Regions from separate parts of the Homo sapiens genome. Here all the other regions are linked to region 3. Evidence: read pairs that join two places in POLR2A ChIA-PET (ENCODE). Cell type or tissue: Caco-2. All regions are shown on one strand.

Evidence for each region. Peaks named below come from ENCODE experiments on the same cell type or tissue, not always from the same donor. Only the 100,000 strongest peaks of a DNase experiment are listed, where the experiment ranks them.
Region 1: POLR2A ChIA-PET joins it to region 3 with 6 read pairs; 2 of 35 experiments call an interaction of 5 or more read pairs at or near these places.
Region 2: POLR2A ChIA-PET joins it to region 3 with 9 read pairs; 5 of 35 experiments call an interaction of 5 or more read pairs at or near these places.

Annotation. Positions count from the first base shown.
Region 1 is chr17:67,495,949-67,498,448 of GRCh38, forward strand. The region is part of intron 1 of PITPNC1 (phosphatidylinositol transfer protein cytoplasmic 1); the gene reads left to right. Among named protein-coding and RNA genes, the nearest start is that of MIR548D2, 26 kb to the left of the region's middle. In Caco-2, no CTCF peak of the experiment used is centred here; no DNase peak of the experiment used is centred here.
Region 2 is chr17:67,143,954-67,146,453 of GRCh38, forward strand. It overlaps HELZ (helicase with zinc finger), which reads right to left. Exons shown (of 33, transcript NM_014877.4): 21 at 1,790-1,937. Among named protein-coding and RNA genes, the nearest start is that of HELZ-AS1, 100 kb to the right of the region's middle. In Caco-2, no CTCF peak of the experiment used is centred here; no DNase peak of the experiment used is centred here.
Region 3 is chr17:67,287,405-67,289,904 of GRCh38, forward strand. No RefSeq gene overlaps it. Among named protein-coding and RNA genes, the nearest start is that of HELZ, 43 kb to the left of the region's middle. In Caco-2, no CTCF peak of the experiment used is centred here; a DNase peak (open chromatin) is centred at 1,419.

The DNA of each region.
Region 1 (2,500 bases), 210 kb after region 3:
AGAAATGCCATTGGATGTAGGAAAGTTCATCTGTATTTGACCATTTTTTATTTATTTTTGACTCTTTATGCTTATAATTTTGGAAATTCCAAAATACAAAGGAGTTTTTGGTGATGCTGGGAATTGAATTCTGAGGAGAAAATGTTGTTGGAATTATAGAGAGTGCTTTTGGAATACTACCAAGCATAGTACTTGACCTTAGAGGAAAAAATGCTGGGGAGCACAACTTAAGATGGGAAAAAAGAACAAGTTTTTAAAATATCATCCCTCTAACGAATGCTTCCGTGATGGAAACACTCCCCTTTCCCTGTTATCGTTCTTCATTTCCTCCTACTCTTTACTTTAACTACAAGTTCTTGTATGCGGTTATTCCCCCATGTAAATTACATGAAAAATAGTTTTAGTCTTCTAACTACATTATCCAATATGCAGCTTTTTAACTAGTTCCAAGAGGCATTTGAGGCCCATGCGTGGCTCCCTTTGAGTTGAGTCATCTAAAGGTTATTGCTCGTCTTAGTAAAACCTGTGCTGTGTTGAGTGCACCGGTGACGACAATGACCCCAGTCTTGAGTCCCAGCCTCCCCGTGTTTACTATGGAATTATCACAGTTCCACTCTTGAGAAATATGGAAAGCACTCACTGTTCACTCTGGTTTAACCCTCCTGAGAGCAGGAGGTATGATTAATCCTGGAAATAATGGGTTCACTCTGTGGGAGCGCTTCAGTGATTTTCAACCCCAGACTCATACATGGTGATTGAAAAGAACTAGTGTGATCACAGAAGGTTAGCAGAATTATTTCTACTTAGAATAGAAATGAGAAGGTTGAGGGTCGTAATTTCAAAAATGGAAAAGTAGGTTTTAAAAATTCAAATGTAATACATAAATATTCCAAATATATTTAGAGCGAGAAGCCTTCTTTCCGCCCTCCCAATTCTGCCCTTCTCTGCAGAGCTTACCATAGTTTAAAAAAAAAAAAAAGTGCTGTTTTATCCTTTTGGACCCTATACTGTGCATTTATAAATGTGAGAAAACCAGGCATGGTGGTGTGTGCCTGTGGTCCCAGCTACTCGGGAGGCTGAGGTGGGAGGATCGTTTGAACCCAGGAGTTCAAGGCTGTTTTTAGCTATGACTGTTCCGGTGAATAGCCACTGCACTCCAGCCTGGGCAACACAGTAAGAGCCTGACGTTAAAAATAATTAACATGAGAATAAAACTTATCTATGTTTTTTGTTTTTACATAAGTAGTCACACAAGACATATTATTATAAACCTCCTTTTTTTTTTTTTTGAGACGGCGTCTCATTCAGTCGCCCAGGCTGGAGTGCAATGGCGCAATCGTGGCTCACTGCAACCTCCGATTCCCCAGCCTCAGCCTCCCGAGTAGCTGGGATTAAAGCTTAATTTATAATGGAAGTCACCCTGTGCAGGCACACTTATAGGTACTGTATTCTTTGGAGCAGTAGCTCATTAAATTGATAAATAAAACTTTATTTTCTTAATGATGGACATTTAGGAAGTCGTCTTTTTTTTTTTCTATTACAAGTAAGATAAACCTGTGTCTCCATAAACTTGTTCGTGTCTTTTTTTTTTTTTTTTTTTTGAGATGGGGTCTCTGTTGCCCAAGCTGGAGTGCAGTGATGTCATCATGGCTCACTGCAGTCTCGACCTCCTAGGCTCAAGCGAACCTCCCATCTCATCCTCCTGAATAGGTGGGACCACACGTGTGAGCCACCACGCCCAGCTAATTTTTGTATTTTTTGTAGAGACATGGTTTCGCTATGTTTTCCAGGCTGGTCTTGAACTCCTGCACTCAAGCAGTCTGCCTGCCTCGGCCTCCCAAAGTGCTGGGATTACAAGCGTGAGCCACCATGCCCAGCCTGTTTAGGTTTTTGTGCACTTGTGTATTTTTCTTTCTTTTTTTTTTTTTTCAAGATGGAGTCTCACTCTGTTGCCCAGGCTGGAGTGCAGTGGTTCAATCTTGGCTCACTACAACCTTCATTTTCCAGGCTCAAGTGATCCTCCCACCTCAGCCTCCTGAGTAGCTGGGACCACAGGCATGCGCCACCAGGCCTGGCTAATTTTTTGTATTTTTGGAAGAGACGGGGTTTGGAGTTTTCACCATGTTAGCCAGGCTGGTCTTGAACTCCTGAGCTCAAGTGATCCACCCACCTGAGCCTCCCAAAGTGCTAGGATTACAGGCGTGGGCCACTGCGCTTGGCCTCTATCTTATGTTTATTATCCATGTGTATATCATCTTCAGAAACTGGCTCCCTCATATCTCTTGCTTATTATTTCCTTTTGGGTTATCTTTTTAATTAATTTAGGAACTCTTTATATATTAGCAATATTAATCTTTAATATTGGCCGGACATGGTGGCTCAGGCCTGTAATCCCAGCACTTTGGGAGGCCGAGGCGGGCAGATCATCTGCAGTCAGGAGTTCAAGAAAATACTCCATTGTATGTATATACCATATTTTCTGTATGCATTCACCTATTCA
Region 2 (2,500 bases), 140 kb before region 3:
CTCTATGTAAGACTATCTTATTTTCCTAATAGTGGAATGTAAACTCTTTTCAAATGCCCTCCTAAGTATTAGTCAGAATCTTTATAAAAGATATCATTTTCCCCTACGAATGTAACTGATGCCACTTGGTCTGCTTGTTCTATAACACAAAATAGATTTGAGTTTCACCTTTAAATTACATACCATCAAGAAAAGCCCAGAGCTTCTAAAATCATCTTACTGTCCAAATAAACCTATATTAGTATCCAAATATGCCTATACTGGTATTCAAAAATTCAAAACGCCTACACTGGTATTTAGCTGAGGTGAACAGGGTCAGTCCTTGCCCCTTGCAGGAAGAGTCCTGGAGCAATGTGTCTCAAAATTTTTGACTACAGTAACTTATGGGGCTGAAGACACTGTCTCAACAACCATGCTCTGGTGAAAGTCAAGGTGGTTTGAAATGTCTCTAAAGTTACATGTTTAATATTTAAAGGTCACACGACCTTTAAAGTGAGCTGTCTTTGTGATCTTTTAATACGAACAAATATTAAAAAAAAAAAAAAAACCTTTGAGTAAAACTGACAGTCCATGAACCGGCACCTTATTTATCCTATAGCTTATAGGTTTCCTGGGAAACACACCAGGTCACCGTGAATGAACAAGTAACCCAGGCTGAGAAACTGAGTCTCTGGCAAACATCAATCCCGCCTCAGGATCAAGGATCAGGGCTCAGCTCTGATCCCTGATGTCACCGCAGGGCCACCAAGGCTTCTGGACAGGCCCTGGTTGCCACTTCCTGTCATCCCTCCCACCCATACCATGGCTAATTTCTAGGCCAGTGGTTTCCAACTTGAGTGCAAAAACGATAAAGGAGACCCCTAAAGTTATTTTCAATATTTCAAATATTTAAAGAAAAGTTTACCTTTTCCTAAAATTAAATGGCACAGACTAACCAAAATGTCAAGTTTCTTTGCTTTTGGCTAGGATTTTATCAAGTGAGTACTGATGATTTTTTTGTACTGACTTCTAACTACAGGCCCATGAGCAATGTCTTAACGGAAAAATGAATTCCTACTACATAATAAAAGCCATTTCTTTGTAAATAATATGGGTAAAGCATGGAATTCAAGGGCAGTGTAGACTGGAGATCAAGAGCCATGCCGCCCCTAATGATATGCCATCCTCGGGCTTCCTGAAGTCCAGAACTCAACTCCCTCCTGACGGACAGAACCTTAACTCCAGGGTTTCTGGTTTGTTAGCCCCTGAAGACGTTGCCATTTTTTTGGTCTGCTGCCTGACCTGACCCTTCAAACTACTCACATGCTCTCTGAACCTAAAAAGTCAGAAATTGCAAGAGAATTATATAAGTTGGAGCACATCATGGAATTGCAACATCGCTGTCTGGGTCCCTGTGATCTCTTTGGAGCATAGAATTCTGCAATTCAAGTCTTATTCATTTAAAATGATACACCTCATTTGCATATGCACTATAAAACTTACTCAGAGTCTATTTTAGATACCTAACAATAATGATCTAATTGAGAACAATCTTGGTTTTTCTTTTGAATGAAATCATGTATTTTGTCTTACCATAAGACAAAATGTAAATCAAAGTTTTTGCTTCCCATAGGAGATTCATCTGAACAAATCAATGTTATACAAGAAAGAATAAACTTTACATACTATTTACATGTAAATGAAGTCAATATGCAATACAATGTCAACCCAAAACTTTAAATAAATGCTTAACAAAACTAGACGATGTGACTGAGAAAATGTTAACAATTTACAAAAAGAATTAAGGTACCTCTGCATTATTATAAAAAGCTGTGCTATTTTTTTCTTGTACATCTTCTCCTCGTGCTGTAAAGAAAGTTAGTGGGTAGAAATCTTTGTGTGCTGGCTGCTTCCCACTGGCCATCAGTTTGCCCTCATAGAAAAGCTCAGAGGTATAACTGCAGTAAAAGACAAAAAGAAAAAAGGGGGAAAATCTACATCAAAATTAATTTCACCCATAAGAAAAAAAAAATCAGTCGATTCTAATAATATTGCCTTATGTCCATGATTAATTTTACTCCAATCATCTAATACTTGTGATACCAAGAATTTCTCCATAAATAACAAGAGTAGGGTCCTGGCATAATATTGTTAAATGGAATGATTTTGGTAAGGTACGAAGCCAAAACAGGAAGAAATGATGACAGTTCAATACAAGATGAGACTTTATGAGGAAATTTGCTAGCCTGTATATTTCCTTGGTTAATTTTTTTTTATTTAAATGAGTCACATACAATCATGTACCACATAATGATGATTTAGTCAACAATAGACAGTACATATGATGATGGTCCCATAAGATCATAGTACTGTATTTTAACCATACTTTTTCCATGTTTAGATATACAAATACTTACCATTGTTTTACAATTATCTACAGTATTCAGTACAGTAGCATGCTTTGTACAGGTTTGTAACCTAGGAGCCAACAGGCCATTTACACCATATAACCTGTATGTGT
Region 3 (2,500 bases):
GCACTCATAAACAAAAGCTTCTTGGGGTCTTCAATAATTTTTAAGTGCTTAAAGAGGTCCTGAGACCGGAAGTTTGACAGCCGCTGGCTTAACCAGTAAGGATATGTATGACTTCACATAATCAGAGGTTCAAAGGCAGAGGCATGGGTTCCGGGTTAAACGCAGGGGCTCAACCATGCCACTGAAGACCGAGGTACTTTCCAGCTTTCCAACTGTCCATTTGGCCACACTCAGCATGTCAGCAGCATCCCTCGCTGTGGTCAAAAGATGGCTGAGCAGTTCCAGGCATCACAGATAAGCATGCAGCTAGCCAAGAAAGGCATTTCCTCCCATGAGTGTCCTTGCACTAGGGGAGCTAAAAATACAAAAATACAGGCCGGGCGTGGTGGCTCACGCCTGTAATCCCAGCACTTTGGGAGGCCGAGGTGGGCGGATCTCCTGAGGTCAGGAGTTCGAGACCAGCCTGGCCAACATGGCGAAACACTGTCTCTACTAAAAATACACACATACACACAAACACACACACACACAGACACACACACACACAAATTAGTTGGGCATGGTGGCGTGTGCCTGTAATCCCAGCTACCCAGGAGGCTGAGGCAGGAGAATCACTGGAACCTGGGAGGCAGAGGCTGCAGTGAGCCAAGATCACGCCACTGCACTCTATCCTGGGTGACAGAGCAAGACTCTATCTCAAAAAAGACAAAAAACAAACAAAAAAACCCAAAAATATCATCTCTACTAAAAACACAAAAAATTAGCCAGGCATGGTGACATGCGCCTGTAATCCCAGCTACTTGGGAGGCTGAGGCAGGAGAATTGCTTGAACCTGGCAGGCGGAAGTTGCAGTGAGCTGAGACCATGCCACTGCACTCCAGCCTTGGCAACAGAGTGAGACTCCGTCTCAAAAAAAAAAAAATGATTTGCCAGACAGTAGAATGGCAGTTGACAGGAGCTGAAAGGTGGGAGGAATGGGGAATTGCATGATGGGTACAGAGTTTCTGTTGGGGATGATAAAAAATGTTCTGGGGCTGGATGGAGATGATGGTCGCACGGCAATGTGAATGTATTTTGTGCTACAGCCTGTACACCTGGTACACCAGACTGTACACTGTACAAGTGGTTGAAATAGTACATTTTCTGTTATGTATGTTTTATCACAATAAAAAAATTAGTCATTTGCAAATGTGGGTACTTGAATCATTACAGGTAACAGATTACCTCTGATATAGCTCAAATGAGAGAGGCTTTTACATCTACTAAGACACTAAGTATTTTCGGGCAGGGCACAGTGGCTCACGCCTGTAATCCCAGCACTTTGGGAGGCTGCAGTGGGAAGATCGCTTGAGCCCAGGAGTTCGAAACCAGATGGGCAACATAGTGAAGCCTTATCTCTACAAAAAAAATGTACAAAAGAATTAGCTGGGGGTGGTGGTGTGTGCACAGAGGTGGGAGGATCCTGGGTAGAGCCTGGGTGGTAGAGGCTGCAGTGAGCCAAGATCATGCCACTGCACTCCAAGGCGAGACCTTATCTTAAAAAAAAAAAAAAAAAAAAAGATGGGAGCCGGCCTGTAATCCCAGCACTTTCGGAGGCCGAGGCAGGTGGATCACTTGAGGTTAGGAGTTCCAGACCAGCCTGGCCAACGTGACAAAACCCCGTGTCTATTAAAAACACAAAAATGAGCTGGGCATGGTAGTGGGTGCCTATAATCCCAGCTACTCAGGAGGCTGAGACGGGAGAATCGCTTGAACCTGGGAGGTGGAGGTTGCAGTGAGCCAAGATCACACCATTGCACTCCAGCTTGAGTGACAGAATGAAACTTTGTCTCAAACAAAAAAAAAAGACACTATTATTTTCATCATCAACAAAGCTCTGGTCCAGCTAATGGTCGAATTCATTTGCAAAAATTTTCATTCACAGTCACTTATTCTTTACAACTAAGTCAGCTAGGGAGGGACAGATCATCTATTTGCATGAAAGCAAGGGGGAAACCAGGGCAGTGCTATGTACTGAACTGTTTCACACTATCACAAATAAAATTGCAGGTTGAGCCTCACTTCACACACACACACACTCACACACACACACACACACACACACACGTGCGCACGCAGAGTATCAGGAAATAGCCTGTCCGTTTTGGCTGCAGACGCAGGGATTTTGGTTTCCTTGGCTTCTGAGCTGTTCTTGGAGCGGGGCCATCTAGGGAAACTGAGCAAGTACACGGGGCCATCAAACTTGGGCTGGATCCATCAGGCACACAAAAAACACTCTCCAGCTCTCTCCCCGAAGTGGAGCAGACAAAAGTGCTGTTGATGCTGAAGCTGCAGAAAGCTTCAGAAGGCCCCGTGGGAGGAAGCTTGGCACGAGAGGCGAGCAGCTCCAACTGACCCTGGAAGGGAGCAGCAGGCTGGGGTGAGATCCAGACTCCGCTCAGATCGGAATGCCTGCACCCTTTGCCTTGCCTCACTGTGAAGGAGAGAAACGGTCTGCCTG